Regions from separate parts of the Homo sapiens genome. Here region 2 is linked to region 1. The links are chromatin contacts, found by Hi-C or POLR2A ChIA-PET in ENCODE. All regions are on one chromosome and are shown on one strand. The core of a region is the stretch at or near the end of the contact, and the rest is flanking DNA. Distances in the headings are between cores, read along the strand shown. Region 1 overlaps SNAP25-AS1 (SNAP25 antisense RNA 1). Region 2 overlaps MKKS (MKKS centrosomal shuttling protein).

What was found. Hi-C counts contacts between places; a loop is a spot of excess contacts on that map. ChIA-PET counts read pairs that join two places held with the same protein, here RNA polymerase II (POLR2A). Pooled maps may share reads with other maps.
Region 2: a map of adrenal gland shows a loop between it and region 1 (3-fold over the local background). The contact joins two enhancer-like sites. A Hi-C loop is called at or near these places in 1 of 168 maps with a recorded cell type or tissue (adrenal gland) and 1 of 50 pooled maps. POLR2A ChIA-PET finds 5 or more read pairs at or near these places in 3 of 52 experiments (A549, MCF 10A and OCI-LY7).

The regions. Positions count from the first base shown.
Region 1 is chr20:10,107,989-10,113,594 of GRCh38, forward strand. The region is part of intron 2 of SNAP25-AS1 (SNAP25 antisense RNA 1); the gene reads right to left. Among named protein-coding and RNA genes, the nearest start is that of ANKEF1, 76 kb to the left of the region's middle. Within about 2 kb of position 3,288, at least 2 of the 41 ENCODE cell types and tissues checked have a DNase peak (open chromatin) inside an H3K27ac peak, as active enhancers do.
Region 2 is chr20:10,415,912-10,421,226 of GRCh38, forward strand. It overlaps MKKS (MKKS centrosomal shuttling protein), which reads right to left. Exons shown (of 6, transcript NM_170784.3): 2 at 4,617-4,847. It overlaps LOC128706665, which reads right to left. Exons shown (of 3, transcript NM_001394148.2): 2 at 4,617-4,847. The coding sequence starts at 4,826. The coding sequence ends at 4,635. LOC128706666 reads right to left here. Exons shown (of 3, transcript NM_001394149.2): 2 at 4,617-4,847. Among named protein-coding and RNA genes, the nearest start is that of MKKS, 16 kb to the right of the region's middle. RefSeq lists an enhancer at 3,387-4,586. Within about 2 kb of position 3,825, at least 3 of the 41 ENCODE cell types and tissues checked have a DNase peak (open chromatin) inside an H3K27ac peak, as active enhancers do.

The sequences.
Region 1 (5,606 bases), core at 2,038-4,537:
TAGGCCAAAAAGCATAAAAAGAGACATTATGTAGTGATAAAAAGAACAGTCCTGGCCAGGCGCGGTGGCTCACGCCTGTAATCCTAGCACTTTGGGAGGACGAGAAGGGCAGATCACGAGGTCAGGAGATCAAGACCATCCTGGCTAACATGGTGAAACCCCGTCTCTACTAAAAATACAAAAAAGTAGCCTGGCGTAGTGGCGGGCACCTGTAATCCCAGCTACTCGGGAGGCTGAGACAGGAGAATGGCGTGAACCCGGGAGGCGGAGCCTGCAGTGAGCCGAGATAGCGCCCCTGCACTCCAGCCTGGATGACTGAACGAGACCGTCTCAAAAAAAAAAATAAAATAAAAACCAGTCCTGTATTTGAATGGCTAAGATTATGGCTTGAAATATAAAAGAAAAATGCTGACAAAATTACAAAACAAAATTGAAAAATCTACTATCTTGTCTGAGATTTTAAAACACATATCAAAAGCCAGCGGAGTCAGCAGAAAACACCAACTTGTATTAAAAAGCTGGAAAATAATAAACCCACTTTATAGATGTAGAAACTGGGGCCTAGGCAAGTTGAGTGATTCATGCAAGATCACAAAGTTTGTATGAATTCAAGCCAGGACTAAAACTCACACTTTCTAAATAGTAATCCTATGCCCTCTCCATTTTATAACATTAACACATGTAGAATAAACTGCGTATCTGCAGAAATGATTAGCCTTTTCTATGTCCTTAAGAGAATCCTTAGTGTGGTAGCATATCTGTCAATGTTCCACTCGGTTTACCTTGAATTTCTTTTACTTTTTCAGTGTGCCTTTTCTTACCTCCTACATATTATGTTTCTAATTATCCATCTCTGTGATTCTCTATGGAGAACCACCCTTAGGCCACCGGGGTGTCTACTGTGAAACAGAAGTTCCTGGGATGTTATGCCCTCAATCACGGCCCTTATTCAATGACTGACCGGTGTGGGAAAATGGAAGCCCAGCTCCTTTGCCTTAGAGTTTGAACAAATCTAAGGTATAATTTTCACTCCGAAGCTCCCCCGTGGGATCAGGCTGAGGCTGAATCTCTGCTTGGCTTCTTCCCTTATCTTTCCTGCTTTTTACACCCAGTTCTACCTCGAAAATTTTCCTCAATAAATTGAGTTGCATGTGATTTCTCATCTCAAGGTCTGCTTCTGGGAACCCTTTCCTAAAATGAGGACCATACAGCTCTGTACTAGGAGTAAAAAGAGAGTAGAAAGTGGTTCTACAGAAAACCAAATACAGCATGTTCTCATAAGTGGGAGCTAAATGATGAGAACACAGGGACACAAAGAGGGAAATAACAGACACTGGGGCCTATTGGAAGGTGGAGGGTGGGAGGAGGGAGAGGATCAGGAAAAATAACTAATGGGTACTAGGTTTAATACCTGGGTGATGAAGTAATCTATACAACAAACTTCTGTGACACAAGTTTACCTATATAACAAACCTACACAAGTAGCCCTGAACTTAAAAACAAACAAACAAACAGGATTATTCCATAAAAGTATGTTCTCTATTTAAAAAAATTTGAAGTAAATGAAAGTCACCCATAATCCCACTATTTGTAAGGCTATTTTGGTCATTTACCTAAGTATATATACTGTACAAGTAAAAGTGTGATAATGCCAAAAAAAAAAAAAAAAGTAGTTCTAGGGAAAGAATATTTGAGTGGTTAAGGTTTCCTGCTGCTTTTATCTTTGGGAAATTCCAGTTTGATTTGGGCACTAGGAACCTGGCATAGTGAATGTAGTGTCTGCCAAGCTAGAAGAACACTGCTGCAACTTCAGACTTCAGGTCAATTACTATTGACTGGCCAACTTTCTGTCCCGAGCATACCCTCTTGGGTCCAATTCCAGATTAATAATGGCCCAATTCCAAATCTGGAGGATTCCTGGCCTCTCTCTCTCTCTCTCTTTCAATGCAGTTGCTTACTTCCCTTAAGACTGGCTCTGAATATACAAGAAGGCAACTCCGGGATTCTGGCCTTTAAGATGCAAGACCATGGGTAACCATACAAGCAACATCATGGGCTTTCCAGTTGGTTGAGCCATTATTTCAGCCTCTACTTTGTATCTCATAGCTTCACATTTCTTTGCTTTCCAAGTCTGGATTTAGAGGTGGGCCTTGTCTAGAAAGCCAGGTCTACCTTTTTTCAGGCAAAAAGTTTCATTAACCACTGTGGCTTAGAATAATATTTATGTAATAAAATATTTACTAGGTATTGAATGCATGCTATATGCCACTATACAGATGAAGAAATGGAAGTTTAGATCTGAAGATTAACTTGCCCAGATTTATGTGGCCAGCTCTTGCCACAAACCAACCAAGGATTTAGTGAGTCAGACATGAGCCTGACTCTGCACGTATCCTACAAGTCATAGCATTCCCTACCCTGGTTTTGCTGACCCCAGGCTCTAGCACTGGATTTATCCTTGGTTCTCTTACTGAGTGCTCTAGTACTTTCCTAGTTGAGCCCCTGACACCCATCCTCTGTCAACTCATTTTCCCCAGGAGCTGACACCTGCTCCTCAAAGTATGTCTTCAACTTCTACCTGCCATTTTTCACAGAGACACATGGAGAATTTGCCCCAAATACACATCTCTAGGGACTTTCTGCTTCAATGCCCTGCCCTCCTCCTGCCAGACTGAACCATGGCAATGGGGCCTAAAATTCTCAATGCTATCTTAGGTTGGGTTCCCCAGAAGCAGAACCCAAGAAAGGGAAAATCAGGCACACATTGCTTCAGTCCTCTTGAGGAAAGACTCTCAAAAGAAGCATCTAAAAGAAGAAAAGCAGACAGGACAACTAGGGTAAGAAGCCAAGCAAAGATGCGTGCTCAGGAAAAATCTAAACCTGGCCTGATATGAGAGAGGATCTGGAGCATAAATTACAACACTGACATGATGGTCCTCATCATTAAGACAAGGTGGTTCGCCTTTTGTACTCCTGTATCAGCCAGTCATTGCCATAGACTTCTCCTGATAAAACCATTTAGGGAGTGTAACTTTCTGGGCATTAACTTAGGGTGATACTTGGGGAAGAGGACCTCTGTTAGCTTTTAGCAGTCAATACAGCAGCTGGAGGCTAGAGCCCCTGCTCATCCACCAGCATCTACTACAAGTGCCTGGGCCTTGGGCAATGAACGTGGGACTTCAGCAATCAGATCCCTTTTCTCATCCCACCTTCCTGCTCCTGGCCTCCTCCTACTCCCCATCATCCTGTGTGGCTGGGGCCCCCCCATGCCATGTGCCTATCCACAGGCTCCTGGATTTTAGTACCTGCTCAGAGTCCACTGCATTGGCGCCTGACACTTTATTAGTGTTCTAAAGCTTTGTTTACAGTTACCAGGACTCTCTAGATAGCAGCAAAAAGTCAACAAGGAAATAAAACTCCACCAGCTGGTGTATTTGTTGGGGATAAACTCACCACACAGGAAACAGCTGGGTACATGCTCACAAACGTCAGTACCTTGCTGGTCCCAAAGGCTCATCTGAAGTTGCAAGTTTGAATCCCCCTTTCCAAGCTGGTCTGTTTATACGCACTCCTCCACACCTTCAGTTCCTTTACACCATGTGAGCCTCAGGAAGCTGAGGCAGTAATGAGCTTTGAAGCTGTTCTACTGCCTGTGACAGCCCACAGGCCAGTCATTTGATCCAATTGCTTGATGCTACCTCCAGCAGCCTCTTGGCAAAATCTCTGCCATTATATACCATTGTTTCCTTACTCTAAAGCTCACATCTTCTCATGCTGAAGTCTATATGCTTCCTAGTGTATGAAAGTAACACTTTAATGTAGCCCTGAAGAAAACTGTCCAGCCCATCTGGACATCTGCCAGTCACTAGGAAGAGAATAGATTTTTCAGGCACAAATGTTAGCATACTAAGGAGTAGAAGGCTGAAGGCCATCTTCACTGACTTTATAGTCAGTGCGTTCTTTGTTCAGCAAAACTTAGCTCCTAGTCCTGAGCCAATTCCAAAATGCTGAATTTCATCCTTCCACTACTTTGAAAGCATTTAAGGTCTAATGAAAGGGATTAGGCCTGGAATTGGTGCCAGAAATTAAAATGAAGGCATAATTTGCATGTTTTGACAATACCTTCACACTTACACCCATGCCATGCTTTCTTAAACACTCTTGAAAATATGTGAGAATCAAGATTTCATAATCCACTTCTTCTGGAATGCCATGTAGAAACATTCTCATTTTGCTTTCTCCCTGCCTTCTGATTTTACTCACAGGCTTAATAATCACTGTAAGGATGGGGTAGCCATAAACAGCAGAGCATTGAGCTTTAGTGCACTCAGATGTTTGTGTATTTCCCCATTTACCTTGTATATAAAGCCATGCTAAGATTCGCAGTTAATGCTGGAGCTCACCTTGAAAATAGCACCATCTTTCTCCTGAAGATGCTCAAACTCCAGGTAGTAACCTCAGGTTGTATCATAGCTCCTTCAGGGTACCTCACTGTTTTTAATAAGCACATGATAAAGATAATGTCTTCCTCGATTCTAGTGGTATTTCTTAACAAAAGCCTAAGCTGCACCAGGATGAGGTGTTGTAATATTTTCACAAGTGTTAAAAAGGATTACTGCTCTTCCTAATATTGGTCAATGTGCCCAGATGGAGACTATTGCTTTTGCGCATAACGTCTAAGCTTCTTTGCCAGCGCACAATTGTTTAAGAAACCACTTTTCTTGCTATGCCCTGATAATCTTGCCTCTTGAATAACTCATTTCCATCAAGAGCAGGACAGAATCAGAACAGCATGGACAAGGATAATCTCTAAAATGTGGTTTCAAATGGAGAAGTATGATATGGTTTGTCAGAGGCCTGGAAGGTGCACATTGTTTAGTAGGTTGACCCAAAGCCATCCTCAAGAGGTAGGATGGGTTTTTTTGTGTGTGGTTTTTTTTTTTTTGGTTTGTTTGTTTTGTTTTGTTTTGTTTTGTCTTTTGAGACAGAGTCTCACTCTGTCACCAGGCTGGAGTGCAGTGGAGCAATCTCAGCTCACTGCAACCTCCGCCTCCCGGGTTCAAGTGATTCTCCTGCCTTAGCCTCCCGAGTAGCTTGGACTACAGGCTCACGCCACCACATCCAGCTAATTTTTGTATTTTTAGTAGAGATGGGGTTTCACCATGTTGGCCAGGATGGTCTTGATCTCTTGACCTCATGATCCACTCGCCTCGGCCTCCTAAAGTGCTGGGATTACAGGCATGAGCCATTGCACACGGCCTAGAAGTAGGATGGTTTTAAGAGCACTGCACTTTCTTTGACACTTCTACCCCTGAGAGTAGGGTCTATGTTCCCACCCCTTGAACCTGGGTGGGCTTTGTTACTGCCTTGATCAATAACAAAGTGCAGCAGAAGTGACACTATAATTTCCAAGGCTGGGTCTGAAGAAAGTCATGTAGCTTTTTCCTTGTTCTCCTGGAACACATACTCTTTGTATCTTCAGCCTCCATGTAAGAAATTTTACTGTCCCGAGGCTGCCCTGCTGGACATACTAGGTGGAGAGACCACTAAGAGAGAGAGAGATGATCAACAAGCCTTAGCTATTCAGGCATCATACATGGGAGCGA
Region 2 (5,315 bases), core at 2,575-5,074, 310 kb after region 1:
AAAGATGCCAAAACTTGTTGACCTGTGGTCACAGGTCTAGACCTGAACAAAAGAAGGTACAAGAAAGAGAAAAGAGAAAAAAAAACCAAACCACTGGGGCTGGTTTATAGAACATGTTTGGAAGTATCAGTTCAGCTCTATTAAAACTCTTTCTTCCTAAACAAGGTGCTCCATAATTCCAAGAGTTACCATTAGACGAATGGTCCTGACTATTCTTGGATGCACGGGCTTGGCAGATGGGTTTTTGTTGTTGTTGCAGTGATGGATAACTTAATTAAAATAACAGTAAAACTTGCATGACTTCTTCTAAATTAAGAGGTGCACTATAAAATATGATTTAAAGAAAATACAAACAGGTGAAAGTTTTTCCTAAAAGCAAATGGAGTTCTTTGGCAAAAAGAATGATTATAGGTATGAGGTAAGAAATACACAAGGTAAGCTGGGGTCCTTTTCTGCCCAAAAGTAAGGATGTTATTAAAGACTACGTGGGTCATATCACAAGGACAAAGGAAAAACAACAACAGGAGTCAACTTGGAGAGGATCCAAAATGGGACAACTTTAGCATTAAAAAAAAACATGACGACAGCAACAGATTAATATAACTGAAATAAATGCAAACCCACAGGTTCATACTAACACCAAAAACAAAAACCCTAAGTGGCTTGAGCACTCATTATTATAAAAACCAATAAAGGGAATTACAGGGATAAAACATTAATCTTGCTTTCCTTGTATAAATGCATTTTGGGGTAACTGAATAGTTGACGATGGAAAGTTGTTCCAGCTAATAAATGGAGAAGGAATGATAGAATTTGAGCAGCATCATTTGGCAACCCCTAATGAAATAGTGCATTAGACCCATATATGGTGGTTGGTAAATTAAGCCTATGGACCATATCCAGACTGCTGCCTGTTTTTGTAAATGAAGTTTTATTGGAAAGCAGCCATGCTCATTAATTTGTGTACTGTGTATGAGTGCTTTTACACTACAACAGAAAGCTGAAGGGTTGGTATAGACACTATATGATCTGCAAAGCCTAAAATATTTACTATCTGATCTTTTATAGAAAAAAAGTTTGCCAATTTCTAGGTTACAGCAATGATAATGAATAGTCGCTAATAATTATTAAGTAAAAGATCACCTGGCCAACATGGTGAAACCCTGTCTCTACTAAAAAAATACAAAAAACTAGTCAGGTGTGGTGGTGGGTGCCTGTAATCCCAGTTACTCGGGAGGTTGAAGCAGGAGAATCACTTCAACCCAGAAGGCAGAGGTTGCAGTGAGCCGACATCACCCAACTGCAGCCTGGGTGACAGAGTGAGACTCCATCTTAAAAAAAAAAAAAAAAAAAATCAAAGGGGAACTTTATAATGGAAAGAAACACTGCTAACTTGCCTGTTAATCTTAGCAACACTGGCTAGACGCAGTGGCTCTTGCCTGTAATCCCATCACTTTGGGAGGCCAAGGCAGGAGGATTGCTTGAGGCCAGAAATTTGAGACCAGCCTGGGCAACACAGCAAGACCCTGGTTCTAAAAATATTTTAGAACTTAGCCAGGTGTGGTGGCGGATGCCTATAGTCCCAGCTACTTGGGATGCTGAGGCTGGAGGATGGCCTGTGCCCAAGAGTTTGAGGCTGCAGTGAGCTATGATATGTTACTGCACTGTAGCCTGGGTGACAAATCAAGGCCTGTGCCCAAGAGTTTGAGGCTGCAGTGAGCTATGATATGCTACTGCTACTGCACTGTAGCCTTCTCTGTAAAAAAAAAAAATCAACATCATCATCAAAAGTGGATCAGACATTATATATGAAACAACATGATTACCTAGGATCTATTCCACAGTACCATCCATGAAGTATTCTTGTTCAAAAAGTAAATTAAAAAAACAAATGAAAGTAGCCTCTTGATATAATTACGAGATTACAGGAAATAGGGGAGAGAAAGAGGAAATTGTTAAATGACAAGATGAGGAAGCAATCAGCCAAACTGAGAATGTGGGAAATTTTTTAAAAGGCAGATTTAGGAGGGGAATTGAAAAGAGATATTATCTATCAAATGCAATACGTAGACCTTGTTTGGATCCTGATTCCAACAAACCACCTGAAAAGATTTTTTATAGACAAATTCAGAAATATAAACATGGCCTTGGGTATCAAATTGTAGGTAAAGAGTCACTGTTAAGTTTTTCTAGGTGATAATGCAAATGTGTTTGTGTATGTGTGTTTATTCTTACTGTTAAAGACACATACAAAAGGACTACATAGTGGAGCTTAAGATTTGATTTAAAATATTCTAGCAGTTCAAAAAACAGAGGAAAAGATGGATAAAAGAAGACTGGCAAAACGCTGTTAACTATTAAAGCTGGTTGTGGCGAAATGCCCTTAACTATTAAAGCTGGTTGTGGCAAAAGGCCATTAACTATTAAAGCCAGTTGATGGATACTTGAGGGCTCAATATACTATCCTCTCTTTATCTTGAGGCATGTATGTAATTTTCCATAATGAAAATAAGAATAGAAAATAAGAGACAAATAAATGCATTCTTTTGATGTACTTCAACTATTCGGAATTTGTGTTTAACTTACTCTAAATCCGGCTCTAACTTTTGCTTACTAAAAGCCTGTTTAAATATCTGCTTCTGCTTGCTTGACTGGAAATGTTAGCCTCTAAAACTTTTAACTATTGCTGCACTGGCATCTAAAATCTCTTACTACATTCACCTAACATTTTAGAGGAGATTCTTTTCTCAGCTCTATTTTTCCTCCAAGAGTATTTCTTTTTGCATGAGAAGAAACTACTTGATTTTCTTCCTCCAAAGTTTGGCCATACCTGGCCTCCAAACTGTTAAGACATCTTTTTGTTCTTTACTTCTTGTCATAAGTACAATATACATACATAATATAATGGTCTTACTAGTCTGAAAGACTATATATATAAAAATCCAGCACCTAATAAATTCTCTAACTCCCTGCTTATATATATTAAAACTCTTCCTATAAATACAAATTTTATATAGAATGTCCTAAAGTTACTCTTTTAAGTTGTTAAGCTTCTATGTTACTACCTGGCTTTTATATTTAATAATTGTCTAATATATTAAGCTATGCTCTTCCACTTCTGCTTATGAACATTTAAAAGTAAAATCTTGATTTAAAATATTGTTGAAACCAGTAATTATACCAAAAGTCAAAATCTCAGACCAAGGCTTATAAATAAGGAAAATCTTACTGAGGTTCTTCTTCCATAAAGAGCAGAACCTTACACTCATCTATCTTATAACAAAACTTAGAGCATATTATTCACCTCAAGGTTAAAAAGTAAATTATAATAGAAAATGCTTTACAATTACAGGGTCACAGTTCTTTATCTGAAACTCCTTGGGCCAGATGAGTTTCATAATTCAGAATTTCTTAGATTTTATAAATACAATATAGTGTATATAACATACATAATCAATATAATCATAATATAGTATAACGCTATATTATAGTAAATCAAACGTGACAAATGCCAATAAAATTTCTGCAGTGAAACTCAATTTTCATATTAAGTGGAATAAAAACAGTGACCTCCCCCATTTATCTATGAGGGATATGTTCCAAGACCACCCAGTGGATGCCTGAAACTACATATAGCACTAAACCCTATATATACTATGTTTTCTTCTTGTACATACATACCTATGATAAAGTTCAATTTATAAATTAGGCACAATACTCCTGTGCTTTGGGTACATTGTGAAGTAAAGTAACAGTTACCTGAACATAAGCGCGGAGATACCACCACAGTTGATCTAACCCAGAGTGCTGCTAAGTGACTAACGAGCAGGTAGACAGACAAGGGAATGACTCACATCCTGCGTGGATGAAGTAGAATATCCCAGGATTTCATCATGCTACTCAGAAAGGTGCATAATTTAAAATTTATGAATTGTTTATTTCTGGAATTTTCTATTTAATATTTTCAGACTAGGGTTGACTGCAGGTAACTGAAACTGCAGAAAGCCAAACTGCGGATAAAGGGAGACAACTGCACTGCAAATTGCCTCATGTCAGTTAAGATCAAGTTTTGCTGTCAAAGGAGTGAGGATAAAATGTTTTGGTTTTGAGAACTTTTTGAATTTTGGAATTATGGATAAGGGACTATAGACCTAAATTATATAACTTCATCCTCTTTATTTCAGTGACTCTCAAAAGTAACAAATTATGGTCAAGCTAAAATAGTTGATGTTAAGAAATGAATACAATTAGTTTTGTATTGTTAAAAAAAAAAGAACACTAATAGAAGAAAATAATCTTGTATAAATTTGGACTTTTGTGATATGTAATGGTAAGGAGTCAGGGGCTCCTTTGCACACATTCATGATCCTGGTGATGCTGCTAGCAAAACTGCTCTTTCCCTTTGCATTCAATTGACTGCCAGGCAAGTGTCAAATGTCTCTGCACAACGAACTTTTCTAGAAACAACTGCAGAATAGTATTTTGCCAGTGGGTCACAATAAAAACAACAGGTAACTTACCAATTTAGGCTTTTCCTTGCCAGAGATCTAAAAGATTGAGTTTCCCATTGTTGGAATGTGCCATATGATTAACCAACCAGATTAAATGGAACTTACCTGAAGATTGCAAGCCTGCTACTTCCCCTGGATTTGGCTCTTCTGAAGATTTGAAAGTCCCAGACTATCTTGCTCAGGAATGTCGTCGTTTTTAGGTATTTGGAAAACAGGGCTGCTTTTGATTCTGTACCACCCCAAATGTATGAGCCCAACTAAAGGGACCATAACAACCAAAACTTTGTAGTCTCTCCACAAGTTCCGAAGGCTCATAGTACTTCAGCATCAGTGTACCTAAGAAAAGGTTACAGTTAGAGGAAAAAAACCACTAAAACCCATAACCTCCCTTTAATTACATTTCTAAATCACTACAAGTAGCATGCTGTACTCTAACAAATGCTGACTGTTAAACATTTTAAATTATAATACATTGCAATGTTAATAAACAAAAAGAGACATGTCATTGACCCAAAGGGAGCAGGCAGTCAGCCTTGGGAAACTTACAGAGCAATACTGACTTTTTGGCAACAATTGCAAAGGAGCAACATTACCTGCTGGAAAAGCTATATGAATCTTTGAAAACACACATGCATGGAGTGTTCTTTAAATATATTAATGTTCTCTGAGCCACAATAGAGTAAGAGCCTTTTTTTAAATTATATTTTTTAAAAATTATAATTACAGGCTGAGGGTGGTGGCTCACGCCTGTATTCCCAGCACTTTGGGAGGCTGAGGCAGGCAGATTGCCTGAGGTCAGGAGTT